3 separate regions of the Homo sapiens genome follow, and all the other regions are linked to region 2. The links are chromatin loops, found by intact Hi-C in ENCODE. Cell type or tissue: CD4-positive, alpha-beta T cell. All regions are shown on one strand. Each heading gives the region's core, and the rest is flanking DNA. Links, peaks and the distances in the headings are about the cores only.

Region 1 (5,970 bases), core at 1-5,000, 61 kb after region 2:
GGGATAACAAACCTTTCCCCTTCCTACTTGAGAATTTGAACTTCAGTTAAATGCCCACCTGTTCCCCTAAACACCTGATAAGAACTATCTTTATAGGCAACATTGGTTATGATATAAATCCTGTTTGATAAATTACATTGGGACTGAGAAGAGCTATAAGTGAAATATAAATACTTGATAGGGACACCATAGTTTGGGCCTCCCTGGATACTGTAACTTATAACAGGCAGGCCCTTTGTGGACCCTAGAATTGTGTCTATGGAGTTTTTATAAGAGATATTAGTTCCTGTAAAGCATAAATTCACCCAGTGAATAAACAACATGCTCCTGTGCTGTCCCCAAGACTCTGTGGAATGCTCAAGACAGCCTCAAGAACTGCAGCCAAAGCCAGGTGTGGTGGCTCACACTTGTAATTCCAGCACTTTGGAAGGCCAAGGCAGGTGGATCACCTGAAGTCAAGGGTTCAAGACCAGCCTGGCCAACATGGTGAAACCTCATCTCTACCAAAAATACAAAAATTAGCCAGGCGTGGTGACAGGTGCCTGTAGTCCCAGATACTCGGAAGGCTGAGGCAGAAGAATCGCCTGAACCCAGGAAGCAGAAGTTGCAGTGAGCCAAGATTGTGCCATTGTACTCCAGCCTGGGCAACAGAGCAAAAACTCTATCTCAAAAAAAAAACAAAAACAAAAACAAAAAAACTCCAGCCAACAGGGATGCCTGATGCTGCTGCCCTGTTGACAAACTATGCTCCTGTCCCATATTCTTCTGGTGCCATGCATGGCCCATGACAGTCTTATGAACCTTACTGTTTAGTTGAACCAAAAAAGACTCCCTAGTGAGCTCTACAATGATACCTACCTTGCCTAATTCAACCAAGGTTGAAAGATAACAAGATAATGTAAAAACACTATATTATAAAGCACTACCTAAATATAATTGTTCTTACAAATATAAAGGCTCAGCTGGGGGCGGTGGCACACGTCTGTAATCCCAGCACTTTGGGAGGCTGAGGCAGGTGGATCACAAGGTCAGGAGATCGAGACCATCCTGGCTAACACGGTGAAATCCCATCTCTACTAAGAATACTAAAAATTAGCTGGGTGCCTGTAGTCCCAGCTACTCGGGAGGCTGAGGCAGGAGAATGGTGTGAACCCAGGAGGCGGAGCTTGCAGTGAGCTGAGATCACACCACTGCACTCCAGCCCAGGTGACAGAACAAGACTCCGTCTCAAAAAATATATAAAATAAATAAATATATATATATATATATATATATATATATATATATATATATATATATATATATATATGGGCTCATGGGGCAAATTGGTTGCTTTTAATCACTAAAACTAATGGTGTAGTTCACTGTAGCCTAGCTGGAAACATTCTTCTTCGGCTTAAATATAGCTGTTTAGAGGCCAGATGATAAAGGATTGGGAATTGGCATACCAGCACACAGGTGAGCTTTAACACCTTGAGCAGAAAATCCTGCCCATCTGAAGGGCTCAGCTAAACTGTAATTATATTACATAGCACTAAGCAACTGCAGCTGGGACTGAGGTTGGCCACCACATGGCTGTAGGAAGGAAGCTGTGTGTGAGAAAAGCAAAGGGGCTAGTACTCTCTTACCTGGCTCTTTTGATCACAGACAAGACCATCCAGGACTTGCCGGAGGTTCTACTGCCTGCCCTAGAGGCTGCTCTTTGTGACAAGAATGCCCATGTGCGGATGGCAGCAGCAATATGCCAATATGCCATACAGTCACATAATCCCCTTGCCCGGAACATCATGCAGACTGCCCTTCTGAAGGGTGAGTAACTCCCTGTTACTTCTGACCTGGAAATATGGGATAGACATCTCACTATCAGCTTTCCCAGTCCTTTCCTCTCCACTGTGATGCTCTGCAATGTCTGCTGTATTGGGTTTAGATTTATGTTAGACCATTTGAAAATTAGGACCAGACACTGTCGCTCACACCTGTAATCCCAGCACTTTGGGAGGCCAAGGCGACAGGATCACCTGAGCATAGGAGTTCTAAACCAGCCTGGGCAACATAACAAGACCCCATCTCTATAAAAAATTTTAAAATTAGCCAGGTGCGGTGGTGTGCTCCTGTAGACCCAGCTACCTAGGAGGCTGAGGCAGACCTATATATACATGCTTATCAGAGTCAGCTTGAGCCCAGGGGGTTGAAGCTGCAATAAGCCACAATGGTGCCACTGTACTCCAACCTGGGTGACAGAGCAAGACCCTGTCTCTAAAAAAAAGGAAAAAAAGAAAATTTGCTCTTTCTAGGTACTTTAACAAAACAGGTACACTGCCACCAAGTGGTAGCTGGACTAAATTTTTTTTTTTTTTTTTTTTTTTTTTGAGACAGAGTTTCACTCTCGTTGCCCAGGCTGGAGTGCAATGGTGGGATCTCAGCTCACACTGCAACCTCCGCCTCCTGGGTTCAAGCAATTCTCCTGCCTCGGCTTCCCAAGTAGCTGGGATTACAGGCGCATGCCACCACGCCTGGCTGATTTTTGTATTTTTAGTAGAGATGGGGTTTTACCATGTTGGCCAGGCTGGTCTTGAACTCCTGACCTTAGGTGATCCGCCCACCTTGGCCTCCCAAAATGTGAGGACTACAGGTGTTAGCCACCGTGCCCAGCCAATATGATTCTTCTCAATATGGTTTAAATAAGAAATTGTATTTCTAGACTGAGTGGGGCACAAGGAAGTGAGATATCAGGTGGGGTAGCAGCCTTGGGTATCAATCCAAAGGCTGTTCTCTAGGGGGAAAACACATCACCATTCTGAACTCTTTTTCACCCAACTGTGGCAGGTAACAGTGTGGATAGCTGGGCTGCAGCTCAGTGCTTGGCTCTGGAAGGTACTGCTACTTACCCTGTGATTAAGAGGATCCTCCACCAGCTGTTTACAAAGAAGAATGAGGACACTGAGGAACAGTCTTATATCCTCCTGAGCTATCTGAGTGAGAAGACAGTATGTGTCCATTACCGGGTCAGACACAGTTTTGGGGAGCAATTAGGTCTTTGAGGTCAGTGAATGTAAGCAATCTGAAATGCAGCTGGGGCCGGGGCAGTGGCTTATGCCTGTAATCCCAACACTTCGGGAGGCCGAGGCAGGTGGATCACTTGAGGTCAGGAGTTCGAGACCAGACTGGCCAACATGGGTGAAACCTCATCTCTACTAAAAATAAAAAAATTAGACAGGTGCAGTGGTACCACACTGAGTAGTCCCAGCTACTCGGGAGGCTGAGGCATGAAAATCACTTCAGCCTGGGAGGTGAAGGTTGCAGTGAGCTGAGATCACGCCACTACACTCCAGCCTAGGTGACAGAGCAAGACTCTGTCTCAAACAAATAAAATAAAATGCAGCTGGGCTGGGCATGGTCGCTCACGCCTGTAATCCCAGCACTTTGGGAGGCTGAGGTGGGAGTATCCCTTGAGTCCAGGATTTCAAGACCAGCCTGGGCAATATAGTGAGACCCTGTCTCTACAAAAAAAGAAATAAAATTAGTCAGGCATGGTGGTATGTGCCTGTAATCCTAGCTACTCAAGAGGCTGAGGTGGGAGGATCACTTGAGCCTGGCAGGTTGGGGCTGCAGCGAGCTGAGATCACACCACTGTACTCCAGCCTGAGCGACAGAGCAAGACCCTGCCTCAAAAAATTAATTACACAATTAATTAATTAGATAAAATGCAGCCGGTTGGGTTGACAATCTCAAGCATAAGTAAACGTAGAATAAGCATGAGTAAACCTGGGTGTAGAGGTGTATACAAAGGGAAGTCACAATAGTTAGCTGAGAGAAAAGTGAGAATTAGGTTGCAAATGGTCTCTATTTGCATATGCAAGAAGAGTTCTGACATGTAGAATTTGCTTCTGCTAGAAGTTTACCATTGAAAACTGCAGAGGCCTATATTTGTGTTTAGTTACTTTCAATAGAAATGTGAAAGTCATAAGCTTGAGGCATATAAAAATCATTTTAGGGGTAAAAACAGTTAAAGACAGAAGGCCGGGCACGGTGGCTCACGCCTGTAATCCCAGCACTTTGGGAGGCCGAGGCAGGCAGATCACCTGAGGTCAGGAATTCAAGACCAGCCTGGCACCAACATGGTAAAACCCCGCCTCTACTAAAAATACAAAAATTAACCGGGCGTGGTGGCAGGCGCCTGTAATCCCAGCTACTTGGGAGGCTGAGGCAACAGAATCACTTGAACCCGAGAGGCGGAGGTTGCAGTGAGCCGAGATTGTGCCACTGCACTCCAGCCTGGGGGACAACCTTCTCAGAAAAAAAAAAAAAAAAAAAAACAGTTAAAGTCAGGAAAGGAAGGTCCCAGTTTTCTGTTTAAGTTATTAAATTTGTATTTTGTTCCCCAATTTATGATCCCAGAGTCAGTTGGCTGTGATGGAAACATGCCCCATCTCTTGTAAGCCCACTGGTGACATTAATTATGCAGGATGCCATTTCAGAATGTAACTTCAAGGTTCTAGTATCTCTAAAAGTGATTGTGAATATCCATACAAGTCTTCCATTTCCTCAGACCCTGATACACACCATGCTTGCTGTGGAGCTGAACAGCTGTCAATGGAAGAACCGGATTGTGGCCTGCCAGGCTTTCTCCCGGATCAGTGGAAATGTCTGCTTGGTAAACCTCTTTCTTTGCCTCCAGGACAGAAAGCCTAAGAGAGGCTGAGCTACAGAGGCCTTCTACTTTTTGCTGCTATGTATTATTCCATTCTTACCAAACAGATCTCTGTTCCCACATCACTACTTCTTACTTCTAGCCCAGAATTATCTTCAAATGCTAATATGTCTGTCTGGAAGCCAATGCTTCTCAGTGCACTGGTGGTCCATAAACTGTTGGTAACTGATCCACAATGAAATAGCACAAAAACTGACAGGAGTTTAGAAACGTTTATAGTAGGCCGGGTGCGGTGGCTCACATCTGTAATCCCAGCACTTGGGGAGGCCAAGGCAGGCGGATCACGAGGTCAGGAGTTGGAGACCAGCCTGACCAACATGGTGAAACTCCATCTCTACTAAAAATACAAAAATTAGCAGAGTGTGGTGGCACGCGCCTATAATCCCTGCTACTTGGGAGGCTGAGGCAGGAGAATCGCTTGAACCCAGGAGGCAGAGGTTGCAGTGAACCAAGATCTCACCACTGCTCTCTAGCCTGGGTGACAGAGGGAGACTCCATCTCAAAAAAAAAAAAAAAAAAGAAACGTTTATAGTAATTTGATATTGCCTCAATATCAACAGACTTTATCAGTCAATGACATATTTCCCCCCCGCCAAAATTGGTTCTTCATCAAAGATCATTCGAGAAGCACTGACTTAGACTACCCAAAAACCCATCTAAATGAGTGTCTGTGCTGCTTCTCAGAGTGTTCGGCACACACATATAAAACATAGTCCCGGCCGGGCACGGTGGCTCACACCTGTAATGCCAGCACTTTGGGAGGCCAAGGCAGGTGGATCAGAGCTCAGGAGTTTCAGACCAGCCTGGCCAACATAGTGAAATCCTATCTGTACTAAAATACAAAAATTAGCCAGGTGTGGTGGCTGGCACCTGTAATCCTAGCTACTTGGAAGGCTGAGGCACAAGAATTGCTTGAACCTGGGAGGGAGAGGTTGCAGTGAGCCGAGATCGCACCACTGCACTCCAGCCTGGGCGACAGTGCGAGACTCTGTCTCAAAAAACAAAACAAAAAAAAACAAAACAAAAAAACCATTGTCCCAACTTTCACAAAATTAACACTATGGTAGGAACAATAAGACTAATATACACAAATGATTCAAGAACAAGCAATAAATATAAGGTACCCTTTTAAAACTTTTCAGAGAGAGAGAGATTAGTGTGGGTTAAATTTATTGGTTAAAGTTCTGTGAAGGGGTCCGGTACGGTGGCTCATGCCTGTAAGCCCAGCACCTTGGGAGGCTGAGGCGGGTGGATCACTT
Region 2 (6,533 bases), core at 583-5,582:
ACAGACCCCTGTGCCCTTTCCTCTCTTTCCAGTATCCTGGACTTTCTGTGTATCACTCTTGGTTTTCTTCATAGTATTACCACTTAGATTATGTACCTTAATATTTTATTTTGCCTAGTTTTTGAATTGTATCTAAATGGAATGATACTGAATGTGTTCTCCTAGGGTTTGACTGTTTCACTCAACAGTGGTTTGGAGATTCATCCATGTTGATTCTTTTTTTTTCTTTTCTTTTGTATATCTTGATAGATGTTGATTCTTGTAGCTGTAGTTCAATCACTTTGACTGCTGGAAATATACCTCAATTTATTAATCTGTTCTATTGTTGATGGACATTTGGACTGTTTCCAGTTGACTTTGCTCTTTTTTTAAATTAATCCAGACTGCTCATCTGGCCTCTTATAAGGAATATGCCTCCTGGTGCACATGTACAAGTAGAATAACATATTTAACTTTGTAAGTTAAGACAAATTGTTGCCCAGAGCAGATGAATATGTTGCTCCTTCTAGCAGTGAGTTTCATTTCCTCCACATACTGGTCAGCAATTGATAATGCTAGCTTCTAAAAGTGGGCCACTTCTGAGGGTGTGAAATGTACTCTGTTGTTTTATTTTGCATTTCTTTGATTATTAATAAGGATAAGCATCATTTCATTTTTACACTGGCTGATTGCTCTTTATGTAATATAAAAGTATCCAGTAACCTCAAATTTCCATTTGACAGGAAGAGGTTTTCCTATTGTAAATGCTAATTTACATAAATCTTAACATACTGTGCGAATTCAAAGAAAAGTTGCAAAAATGAGAAACTTTTAAAGAACATTTCTGGGCCCCATACCCCTAGGATCCCGAGAAACCCCAGTGCCCCGGCAGCGATGAGCACAGCCCACGCGTGTGCTGATGGACAGGGACCGCGTGCTGGCAGCTTCCAGACGGCCTCCTGCGGGGCTTCAGCCGCCCCTTCTCAGGGAGCTGCATGTGACACTGCAGCAGCACCGCAGCTTCCTGGTCTGGAAGCAGTACCTCACCCTGCTGCCGGACCTGGTGGATAAAGTGGCCCACGGGTGTGAAGCCCAGGCTTTTCCCTAGTCTTGAAGCCCAACCCCGGAGGACCTTGCAAGAGATGAAGCACATGCAAAACACCGAGGTCTTCACACTGCACCAGCCCCTGCCAAAGTATGACCACTGTGTGGGTGAGAAGCACCGCTGGGTAGGGCAGCACCTGGAGCCCCAGCTTGTGGAGTGAATTATCCTGACAATGGACAAGACCGTGGTCTTTGGGGACTTGCTCACTGATGACAAAGATACCATTCGAGGCCAAGAGGAGAGGCCACAATAGTACCTGGTCCTGCCATGCATAGGGACGCGGCTGCTCTCCTGGAATGGTAACAGGGAGATCATAGCCAGCCAGCGGGGAGCTAGGCAGCAGGAACGAACAGGCCCTGCAGGGGGCAGCAGCTGCAGCTGGAGCAATGGTGGGCGGGCAGGCACCAAAACCTCTGCACTGTCACAGGCCCAGCCACCTGGCACCTCCTAGCTGCCATGGAAATACAGTGAGAAAACCAGTCGGAATTCTTATTTAAAAAAAAAAAAAAGTGGCTTCCTAGTCAATACATAAATAAGAACATTAAAAAATTGAAACTACCTGAATTTTTTTTTTTTTTTTTTAAGATAGAGTCACTCTTGTCCCCCAGGCTGGAGTGCAATGGCATGATCTCAGCTCACTGCAACCTCTGCCTCCCGGGTTCCAGCGATTCTCCTGCCTCAACCTCCTAAGTAGTTGGGACTACAGGCATGCACCACCACGCCTGGCTAATTTTTCTATTTTTAGTAGAGATGGGGTTTCACCATGTTGGCCAGGCTGGTCTCGAACTCCTGACCTCAGGTGATCCGCCGGCCTCGGCCTCCCAAAGCGCTAGGATTACAGGCGTTAGCCACCGCGCCCGGCCTGTTTTGTTTTTAATATAAGTGTCTTTTTCCTTTCCTTACAATGTCTTTTTTTTGAGACGGAGTCTCGCTCTGTCGCCCAGGCTGGAGTGCAGTGGCGCGATCTCAGCTCACTACAAACTCTGCCTCCCGGGTTCACACCATTCTCCTGCCTCAGCCTCCCGAGTAGCTGGGACTACAGGCGCCCGCTACTACGCCCAGCTACTGTTTTGTATTTTTAGTAGAGACGGGGTTTCACCGTGTTAGTCAGGATGGCCTCAATCTTTTGATCTCGTGATCTGCCCGCCGAGACTTCCCAAAGTGCTGGGATTACAAGCGTGAGCCACTGCGCCTGGCCCTTACAATGTCTTTTAACTGAGCACTAGGTTTGAGGGACCTCTCAGTTTTGGAGCGGCAGGGACACTTCCCCAATCAGCTTTCCATTCCATTCCTGTTTCTTTACACTAACCTCCGGAAGGTTGGAAGCTACATCCCTTCTTCGTGTGAAAAGGGCAGGGACGGAAAAAAAAAAAAAGTGTAACTCCCCTCAAAGTGCCGGGCGCGGTGGCTCACCCTGTAATCCCAGCTCTTAGGGAGGCAGAGGCGGGAAGATAGCTGGAGACCAGGAATTCGAAACCTGCCTGGGCAATATAGCCCGGGGGCGCGGCGGGGGGGCATACACATAAGCGAAAAGCGTGGGGCGGGGGAGACACACAAAGTGAAAGGCGAACGAACACGGAACAATTAGCGGAGGTGAGTCACCTGGCGGCAGGAAGAGCGTGCCTCGCACCCGGCCCACGCGCACCGGCTCGCGCCGCACCCCGGGCGGGAGGAAGTAGCGCTCGTGCCGCGTCTGGCACAGCAGCCGCCCGGGGTCGGGGTCGTGGCCATCCAGCACCTCCAGCTCCACGGCCAAGGGCGTTCGCACGTCGCGCTTCACCAGCCGCACCAAAGGTTTCTCGGGCTCCAAGGCCCAGAGCAGCCCCATGGGCTCAAGCCCCGCGAAGCTGCCGCCCAGCGCGGGCGCGCGCTCCAGGTCCAGCTCGCCAAGAGTGTCGGCGCGGTAGCGCGCGTGGGCCTGGAAAAGCGCGCCCTTCTCGTCGCGCAGGGACGCGCGCAGCGTGACCGGCTGCTCCGGGGCTAGGCCGCGCACGGCGATTCGCACCGGTTCGTCCCAGCAGCAGCGGCCCGCAGGCTCCAGGATCAGCGTCGCCGCCATCCGAGCAGGAACCCTAATGATCTGACCAACCTGCCTCAGCTGTGGAGACCCCAGGAACTGCGCCGAACTCTTCAGGCTCCATTGGTACAGCCGGGACGCTCGAAGGACAGCAGGAGATGAGGCCATTTTGAATTCAGACCTGAGAACAACTGAATGGGGGTGGGGAGAAAGAAGCTTGTTAGACATCCTCTCGGGCTGCCGTCGCAGGCTAAGCGCCCACTAGGGCAGAGCTGTCTGCTAACGTGAGCGGGGAAGGCCAGAGTCCAGCCGATCAGCCAGACCAAATATAGACACACTGGAACTTGCTTAAAGTCTCCTGTGTTGAAACCTCCACTTTATGTTGGAAAGCTACTTCCTAGGTTTGCTTTTCAGAAGCTTGCTGGCCTGCGGAATGGGCTGGACCAGGGCTGGTTCTTAAAGAACCAGGCAGCTAGCAGTCTCCAGGCTCCAAACTCCTGATGGCGAAGAGGAATGCAGAGCTGGAGTTAGTTTTGATCACTTTGTTGAATAATTCACACTCATTACTAATCTTAGGGCTTTTCTTTCAAAATCTGCACCATGGTGTTTTGCTTTTGTGTTCTCTGTATATGCCTATCCTCCACATCAATCCCACATCGAAGGGTGCTGGCTTCTTACTAGCTGTGTGACCTCTGAGCTTCATTCCTTACAAGTGTAAAAATAGCCAAATGGGGTAATAGGTAGTAATTTCTCAAACTCCTGACTTTGTAATCCGCCCGCCTCAGCCTCCCAAAATGCTAGGATTTACAGGCATGAGCCACCGCGCCCGGCTAATAGTTATTATTTTGTTTTACTGGTTTCTCAATTATTGTCCCAGTCAGGCAAGGGTTACTTTTTTTTTTTGAGAGACAGGGTCTCACTACATTGCCAGACTGGAGTACAGCGGCAGTTTACCATCACTGCACTTACAAACCTCCAACTCCTGGTGCTCAAGCCATCTTCCTGACTCAGCCTCTCAAATACCTCAAAGGACTACCGGAGCTCCCCATGCATCGCGCTTTTTTCTACTTTTTCGTAAGCTATTGGTTTCACCAGAGGTGTGGTGTTTTTTTTTTTCATCACTTAAGCTTTAGGCCCCTGCCAAGCCCTTGTACCTGATTTTATAATTTCCTACCTGTGTAATTAGAGAAAGCTATAAATGTGTAGGCTTCAAACCCACAAAACCTGTGTTTGCCTCTGCTCCTAATAAGGCTGTCCTCAAGGTAAGCCTTTTTATCTCGTTCCAAATCTCTCATGTCCCACGTCATTAATCATACAATTCCCTGTCAGTTCTAATTACCTTTGTATAACACCTCAAGTATGTTCTGTGCCTAGAACTCTCAGGAAGTAAGAAGGCAAATAATTCTGTGTCTGGAATTGGTTCCTTCTGGTGGATTCTTGGTCTCGCTGACATCAAGAATGAAGCCGCAGACCCTCGCAGTGACTGTTACAGTTCTTAATACAGTTCTGAAAAGTAGTGTGTCTGGAGTTTGTTTCCTCTGATGTTCAGATGCGTCCGGAATGTGTTCCTTCTGGTGGGTTCATGGTCTCGCTTCTCACCGACTTCAAGAGTAAAGCCACAGACCTTCAAGGTGAGTGTTACAGCTCATAAAGGCAGCAGGTCCAGAGTTGTTTTTCTTGTTCCTCTCAGTGGGTTCATGGTCTTGGCTTCAGGAGTGAAGCTGTATACCTTCACGGTGTTACAGCTCTGAAATGCAGTATGGACCCAAAGAAGGAGCAGTAGCAAGGTTTATTGTGAAGTACAAAAGAACAAAGCTTCCATCAGCCTGGAGCGGAACTCACGCAGGTTACCACTACTAGCTGGGGTGACCAGCTTTTATTCCCTTATTTGGCCCTGCTCATGTCCTGCTGATTGGTCCATTTTACAGAGCGCTGATTTTCCATTTTACAGAGTGCTGATTGGTTCGTTTTACAAAGTGCTGATTGGTTCGTTTTTACCCAGTGCTGATTGGTGCGTTTACAAACCTTTAGCTAGACACAGAGTGCTGATTGGTGCATTTACAATCCTTTAGCTAGACAAAAAAGTTCTCCAAGTCCCCACCCAACCCAGAAGCCCAGCGGTCTTCACCTCTCAATAGTAGCTAATGGTTAATACTTACAAGAACCCTATCAGTAAATTAAGGCCCAGAGAATTTAACTGATTTTCTGAAGATCACACAGCTAGAAAGTGGAAGTTGGGCAAGATGGCTCACGCCTGTAATCCCAGTTTACTTGGAGGCTGAGGTGGCAGGGTTGCTTAAGGCCAGGAGTTTCGCACCAACCTGGACAACATAGCAAGACCCTGTCTCTAAAAAGAAAAAGGGGATGGGCGCGGTGGCTCACACCTGTAATCCCAGAACTTTGGGAGGCTGAGGCGGGTGGATCATGAGGTCAGGAGATCGACACCATCCTGGCTAACACAGTGAAACCCCATCTCTACTAAAAAAAAATACAAGAAATTAACTGGGCATGGTGGCAGGCACCTGTAGTCCCAGCTGCTCCAGAGGCTGAGGCAGGAGAATGGCGTGAACCCCAGAGGTGGAGCTTGTGAGAGGTGACAGCGTGCTGGCAGCCCTCACAGCACTTCCTCTGCCTGGGCTCCCACTTTGGCGGCACTTGAGAAGCCCTTCAGCCCACCGCTGCACTGTGGGAGCCCCTTTCTGGGCTGGCCAAGGCCGGAGCCGTCTCCCTCAGCTTGCAGGGAGGTGTGGAGGGAGAGGCGCAAGTGGGAACTGAGGCTGCGTTCCGCACTTGCGGGCCAGCTGGAGTTCCAGGTGGGCATGGGCTTGGTGGGCCCCACACTCGGAGCCGCCAGCTGGCCCTGCCAGCCCCGGGCAATGAGGGGCTTAGCACCTGGGCCAGCGGCTGCGGAGGGTGTGCTGGGTCCCCCAGCAGTGCCGGCCCACTGGCGCTGTGCTCAATTTCTCGCTGGGCCTTAGCTGCCTTCCCACGGGAAAGGGCTTAGGACCTGCAGCCCTCCATGCCTGAGCCTCCCCCCGCCTCCGTGGGCTCCTGTGCAGCCTGAGCTTCCCTGACGAGCGCCGCCCCCTGCTCCACGGAGCCCAGTCCCATTGACCACCCAAGGGCTGAGGAGTGTGGGCTCACGGTGCGGGACTGGCAGGCAGCTCCACCTGCAGCCCCAGTGCACGATCCACTGGGTGAAGCCAGCTGGGCTCCTGAGTCTAGTGGGAACTTGGAGAACCTTTATGTCTAGCTAGGGGATTGTAAATACACCAATCGGCACTCTGTATCTAGCTCAAGGTTTGTAAACACACCAATCAGCACCCTGTGTCTAGCTCAGGGTTTGTGAATGCACCAATCAACACTCTGTATCTAGCTACTCTGGTGGGGACTTGGAGAACCTTTGTGTCAACACTCTGTATCTAACTATTC
Region 3 (6,281 bases), core at 1,178-6,177, 55 kb after region 2:
CAGTGGCGTGATCTCTGCTCACTGCAACCTCCATCTTCCTGGTTCAAGCAATTCCCCTGCCTCAGCCTCCAGGGTAGCTGGAATCACAGGTGCATGCCTCCACACCTGGCTGACAGGGTTGCCTGGCCTGCTAGTTGTGCCTTTGCATCCACTTGGCAAGAAGTCCTTCCCTGGGCTCAGTCTATCCTTGGAGGCACAGGCACATTCTGTGCCTGCTGTGGAGGCACCCGCCAGACAGCTGTGGACAGCCACAGGATTTCCACACAACCTGGCTTTGTTTTTGAGATAAAGTCTCGCTCTGTCGCCCAGGCTGGAGTGCGGTGGCGTGATCTCGGCTCACTGCAACCTCCGCCTCCTGGGTTCAAGTGATTCTCCTGCCTCTGCCTCACGAGTAGCTGGGACTACAGGTGCGCGCCACCACACCCAGCTAATTTTTGTATTTTTAGTAGAGACGGGGTTCACCATGTTGGCCAGGATGGTCTTGATCTCTTGACCTCGTGATCTGTCCACCTCGGCCTCCCAAAGTGCTGGGATTACAGGCGTGAGCCACCGTGTCCAGCCTCTTTTTCTTTTCTCCTTCCTCCCTTCCTTTTTTTCCTTCCTTTCCTTCTCCCTTTCCTTCCTTCATGTCTCCCTTTCCTCTCTTCCCCCTTCCCCTCCCCTTCCCTCTCTCTCTTTTCTTCTTCTTTTTTTTTTTTTTTTGACAGGGTCTCACTCTGTTTCCCAGGCTGAGCACAGTGGTACAATCATGGCTCACTGCAGCCTTTACCTTCCTGAGCTCAAGCAATCCTTCCACCTCACTCTCCCGAGTAGCTGGAACTACAGGTGCACACCACTATACCCAGCTAATTTTTGTAAAGACAAGGTCTTGCTGTGTTGCCCAGGCTGGTCTCAAACTTCTGGGCTCAAGTGATGCACCCTCTTCAGACTCCCAAAGTGTTGGAACTACAGGCATGAGCCACTCTCCCAGCCAGAGGATTCTTTTTCAATAACAGCTTTATTGAGCTTGAATTTACATACTATAAAATTAATCCTGTTAAACCATACAATTTGATGAGGCAGGCAGATCGCTTGAGCCTAGCAGTTTCAGACTAGTCTAGGCAACAAGGTGAGACCCCGTCTCTACAAAAAAATACAAAACTTAGTTGGGCATGGTGGCACGCACCTGGAGTCCCAGCCACTCGCGAGGCTGATGCAGGAGGATCAGGGCCACAGGTGTGCACCCTACACTCAGCTAATTTTTAACTTTTTTAGAGATAGGGTCTCACTATGTTGCCCAGACTGGTCTCGAACTCCTGGCCACAAGGGGTCCTCCCACCTTAGCCTCCCAAACAAAGTGCTGGGATTATAGGCATGAGCCACTGTACCCTGCCAAGAGTCATTACTTTGTGTGCTCCCTTTAGATCGGCAGTCCTCAACCTTTTTGGCACCAGGGACCGGTTTCGTGGAAGATAATTTTTCCACAGACCAGCGGGGTGGGGATGGTTTGAGGATGAAATGGTTCCACCTCAGATCATCAGGCATTAGATTATCATAAAGGGTGCGCAGCCTAGACCCCTCACATGTGCAGTTCACAGTAAGGTTCATGCTACGTGACTCTAATGCCACTGCTGATCTGACAGGAGGCAGAGCTCACTGGTAATGCTTGCCCACCCACCACTCACATCCTGTTGTGGTGGCCCGGTTCCTAACAGGCCATGAACTGGTACAGGCCCATGGCCTGGGGGTTAGGGACCCCAGCTTTAGATGACTGTTGATGTGGAAGATGGCTAGTGGATGTGTTTCTATCCAGCTATAACCCAAAGGACTGGAACCAAAGTAAAAGTTGGCAGTTGTATTTTTTATTCCTATGAGGTTAAATATCAGAGATCTAAGACTTGCTCACCGCAAATCCATTTTAACTCCTTGAGCAGAGGGATATAGGAGAAATGGGGTTAATTCAGCTACTTCTCATCTCTTCAGGAGGGATTTCAAATCGCCTGAGAGAAGTCGGGGAGCGTCACATGGCAAAGTGTGAGCTGGCCTGTCAGAGGTGGTTCCACAGCTCCTAGTTGCACACACCCTACCCCAGAAAGGAGGGAGGCCTCAGCAGAGTGGCTGAGTCCCCCAGCACGTCCAAGCTGGTGGGGACCATTTGGAGGAGATGCATTGTATGGGCATCTTTGCTAAACTGCCCTGGAGTCTCACAGGACTCTTTTTTTTTTTTTTTTTTTTTTTTTTGATGACTGTTGATGTGGAAGATGGCTAGTGGATGTGTTTCTATCCAGCTATAACCCAAAGGACTGGAACCAAAGTAAAAGTTGGCAGTTGTATTTTTTATTCCTATGAGGTTAAATATCAGAGATCTAAGACTTGCTCACCGCAAATCCATTTTAACTCCTTGAGCAGAGGGATATAGGAGAAATGGGGTTAATTCAGCTACTTCTCATCTCTTCAGGAGGGATTTCAAATCGCCTGAGAGAAGTCGGGGAGCGTCACATGGCAAAGTGTGAGCTGGCCTGTCAGAGGTGGTTCCACAGCTCCTAGTTGCACACACCCTACCCCAGAAAGGAGGGAGGCCTCAGCAGAGTGGCTGAGTCCCCCAGCACGTCCAAGCTGGTGGGGACCATTTGGAGGAGATGCATTGTATGGGCATCTTTGCTAAACTGCCCTGGAGTCTCACAGGACTCTTTTTTTTTTTTTTTTTTTTTTTTTTTGAGATGGAGTCTCGCTTTGTCACCCAGGTTGGAGCGCGATCTCAGCTCACTACAACCTCCGCCTCCCCAGTTCAAGTGATTCTTCTGCTTCAGCATCCCGAGTAGCTGGGATTACAGGCGCCCACCACCACGCCTAGCAAATTTTTGTATTTTTAGTAGAGACAGGGTTTCACCATGTTGGTCAGGCTGGTCTCGAACTTGTGACCTCAAGTGATCCACCCGCTTTGGCCTCCCAAAGTGCTGGGATTACAGGCATGAGCCACTGCACCCCGCCTCACAGGACTCTTTTTACATTAGAAGAAAGAAATGTTATGTCTTCCTTGCTCAAAGGAAAGAATTGATTCAGAGCAAATCTAAAGGTGTTAAGAGTCAGAATGAAATCTTGGAAAAAAACAGAAATGGCTGATAGTGACTGATTAGAACATGAGACTAATAGGCAGTGTGAATAATGAATTTAGTACATCTGGAAATGTTTTTATCATTTTTCCCTTCCCCTTCTCCATAGAGCTTTTTTTCTGAGAAAGAGGCTTTCTAAATTTGACACCATGAAAAACATTAAGTTCAGAAAATATAACTATAGTTTTTTTTTTGTTTTTTTTTTTTGAGAACGGAGTCTCACTCTGTCGTCCAGGCTGGAATGCAGTGGTGCAATCTCAGCTCACTGCAACCTCCGCCTCTCAGGTTCAAGTGATTCTCCTGCCTCAGCCTCTCAAGTAGCTGAGACTACAAGCACATGCCACCATGCCCGGCCAATTTTTTGTATTTTAGTAGAGACGGGGTTTTCACCGTGTTAGCCAGGATGGTCTCGATCTCCTGACCTCGTGATCTGCTCGCCTCGGCCTCCCAAAGTACTGGGATTACAGGCAAAAGCCACCGTACCCGGCCAACTATAGCTTTTCTAACTATATCTAATATTTACGGCTTCTTCTGTTCTCAAATTTCTGTTGTCTTGAGGAAAAACTCAGAGATGTTAAAATCTTTAAAATTTCACAGCTTATAGCACTATTATTCTCCCCAAATTAAAAACATTAAAAGGAAAACTTAATACTTTAGAAATAATGGCCAATGACACTAAATTGCAACGTATCAAATATTATGAGCAAATCTCGTTACATATAAACATATTTATGTTCCTAAAGATTTAGGTTCCTAAAGATAACCTTTAAACTTATAGAAAGGTTTGTAGATATCTCAATTTCCCCCCACAAATCTCTCACCCCCATCATCATCATGGCTTACCATGTCTAGTCAGGACTTTCCATAATTCCCTGTGTACATGTACTCAGTTCCCCATATAATCATGGGGAAATTCACTCTTGAGGGTTTTGTTTTGCTTTGGTATTAGTCAGGAATAGGAATGGGATGCAAGCTGGGGCCACTGTGTGGCAGGGCCTAAGGCAGTGGGGTGAAAAGACCTCACACTGCCACGTTGCACAGCTTACAGACCTGTGCAAGGAGCCCTGCGCTGGACTGCTTTGCCCACCCCCGCCAAGGATATGCTGCTGCAGGTGGGTGAGAAGGATGTGCCTATTAAGACCAGGAGATTGAAGAAGCAGGCAAAATCACTGCAGGAGGATGTGACCTGGGAACTGGTGGTCCTGCGGAGGATGCTGAAGGAATGGAAGACTGCCTGGGCTCTGAGTGAGTGAAGGGAGGTCCTGTGATACTGTACGTTTGTGAGAAGTGGTTCTCATCTGGGACTAGGCTTTCTCAGTCTTTGAAAAATCCATCCCTCCTTTGTGAAATGTAAAAATCTGGTTGCCTCATTAAGGCTAGACAAGAGCCTTTCACACATTGGGTGTTAGATGAACTTCAGTTAACATATATCTGGGTGCTTTTTGCATGGATGGGTATTACTTCAGTAATTTGTGGAAACTCATTATTACACTGCAGACTCTTCAGAGGCAGAGACCATTTTTTTTTTTTTTTTTTTTTTTTTTTTTGGAGACGTAGTTTCGCTCTTGTTGCCTTGGCTGGAGTGCAACGGTGGGATCTCAGCTTACTGCAACCTCTGCTTCCTGGTTTCAAGTAATTCTCCTGCCTCAGCCTCCTGAGTAGCTAGGATTACAGGCACCCGCCACCACACTTGGTTAACTTTTTGTATCTTTGGTAGAGATGGGGTTTCACCATGTTGGCCAGAGTGGTCTCAAACTCCTGACCTCAGGTGATCTGCCCGCCTTGGCCACCGCGCCAGCCCTTTTTTCTTTTTCTGAGATGGAATTTCACTCTGTTGCCCAGGCCGGAGTGCCATGGCACTTGATTTGGGCTCACTGCAACCTCTACCTCCCAGGTTCAAGCGATTCTCCTGCCTCAGCCTCCCAAGTAGCTGGGACTATAGGCATGTGCCATGATGTCTGGCTAATTTTTGTGTTTTTAGTAGAGACACGGTTTCACCATGTTGGCCAGGCTGGTCTCGAACTCCTGACTTCAGGTGATCTCCCCGCCTTGGCCTCCCAAAGTGCTGGGATTACAAGCATAAGCCACTGCACCCAGGCGACCCTATCTTATTGTTTTCCAAACTTTATGCTCAGCAAATGATGTATGAAGGGAAGAACAAAATATGCTGTCCAACCATTGTCCATGTCATAGTTGACTATGGTATCAGCAACCCCTCTCCAAAATTCATTCGTAGAGTTGGGGCTATCCTATACCTACTTTGCCTTCAAAGATAGGAGAGTAGAAGTCTGAGTGCCTGGGACAAAGTAATGGCCTGGCAAGGACTGTTGAAAGCTATGGTATTTGAGAACTCAATAGCTGCTGGCTTTCAGAACATGATAGACAAGCTTAGTTAGTGCAGGAAAAAGAGAGGCAATCCATTAGGTAAACTGGATCAGATAAACAATAACAAAAAAGACTGAAGGAAACACCTACAGATAATAGGAGCTTTGAAATAAAAGTCTGATACCTGCCAAAAGAGTATTTAGCAACTAAAATGAGGAAGATGTTGAAAGCCAAATGGAAGTGCCCTCAAAGACAAAGAACCTAATGAAAACCACAATAGTTAACATTTATTGAACCTTCATTATCTTGCCAGGCATTTTGCTAAACACTTTGTCTAGTTAACTCATTTAACAGTAAGAATAACTCAATATGTGGGTTCTAGTATTATGCCTGTATTACAAATAAGAAATCTCAGGCTCAGGGTTAAGTAACTTATCCACAGTCACACAGCTAATAACTGTGATCCCAAACCAGGTATGTCTGAAAACAAAGTACTCTTAACTACTTTGTTTTATTGTCACTTTTATTTCCCAGATGGTTACAACGAAAAGTGATTTAAAGAAAGAGAGATAGATACGATGGGGTTGGGAGAAGTTTTGTCTGGGAACTTACTTGTGAGGGTACATGGATCATCAGAGAAATAACTCCCTAAAGACCCCATCTCTGGGCCCTTTATTCTTCTGAGCTAATGTTTTGCTTGAATTATTCTGGGTGAAGGGCAGACTTCTTGTCACCTGCCTGCAGCACAATATCTAACCCTAACCAGGTGGTTCTCTTTTCATTTCCCTCACTGCGGCTCAGTCATAGAGTGGCACCATGAGACAGTAGAGAACCTGCTTCAGAGCTTGGGAGACCTGCATGATG

The links. Hi-C counts contacts between places; a loop is a spot of excess contacts. Peaks named below come from ENCODE experiments on the same cell type or tissue, not always from the same donor. Only the 100,000 strongest peaks of a DNase experiment are listed, where the experiment ranks them.
Region 1: it touches region 2 in a loop (7-fold over the local background); 43 of 110 quality-filtered maps call a loop at or near these places.
Region 3: a loop joins it to region 2, with 3 times the contacts of the local background. A loop is called at or near these places in 52 of 110 quality-filtered maps.

What each region holds. Positions count from the first base shown.
Region 1 is chr14:73,505,151-73,511,120 of GRCh38, reverse strand. HEATR4 (HEAT repeat containing 4) reads left to right here. Exons shown (of 18, transcript NM_001220484.1): 8 at 1,648-1,809; 9 at 2,827-2,987; 10 at 4,550-4,654. It also overlaps a transcript of ACOT1 not described here. Among named protein-coding and RNA genes, the nearest start is that of RIOX1, 17 kb to the right of the region's middle. In CD4-positive, alpha-beta T cell, for the core only: a CTCF peak has its summit at 2,290 (motif pointing left); a DNase peak (open chromatin) is centred at 2,320.
Region 2 is chr14:73,566,037-73,572,569 of GRCh38, reverse strand. It overlaps ACOT2 (acyl-CoA thioesterase 2), which reads right to left and starts at 3,357. Exons shown (of 3, transcript NM_006821.6): 1 at 2,687-3,357. The coding sequence starts at 3,329. It also overlaps a transcript of HEATR4 not described here and the pseudogene NT5CP1. RefSeq lists enhancers at 2,577-2,746, 3,941-5,140, 5,534-6,051. In CD4-positive, alpha-beta T cell, for the core only: a CTCF peak has its summit at 1,421 (motif pointing right); DNase peaks (open chromatin) are centred at 1,399, 2,229, 2,679, 3,299 and 1 weaker place; H3K4me3 peaks cover 2,975 bases; H3K27ac peaks cover 1,813 bases.
Region 3 is chr14:73,512,087-73,518,367 of GRCh38, reverse strand. HEATR4 (HEAT repeat containing 4) reads left to right here. Exons shown (of 18, transcript NM_001220484.1): 6 at 4,134-4,337; 7 at 6,219-6,281. It also overlaps a transcript of ACOT1 not described here. Among named protein-coding and RNA genes, the nearest start is that of ACOT1, 22 kb to the left of the region's middle. In CD4-positive, alpha-beta T cell, for the core only: no CTCF peak of the experiment used is centred there; no DNase peak of the experiment used is centred there.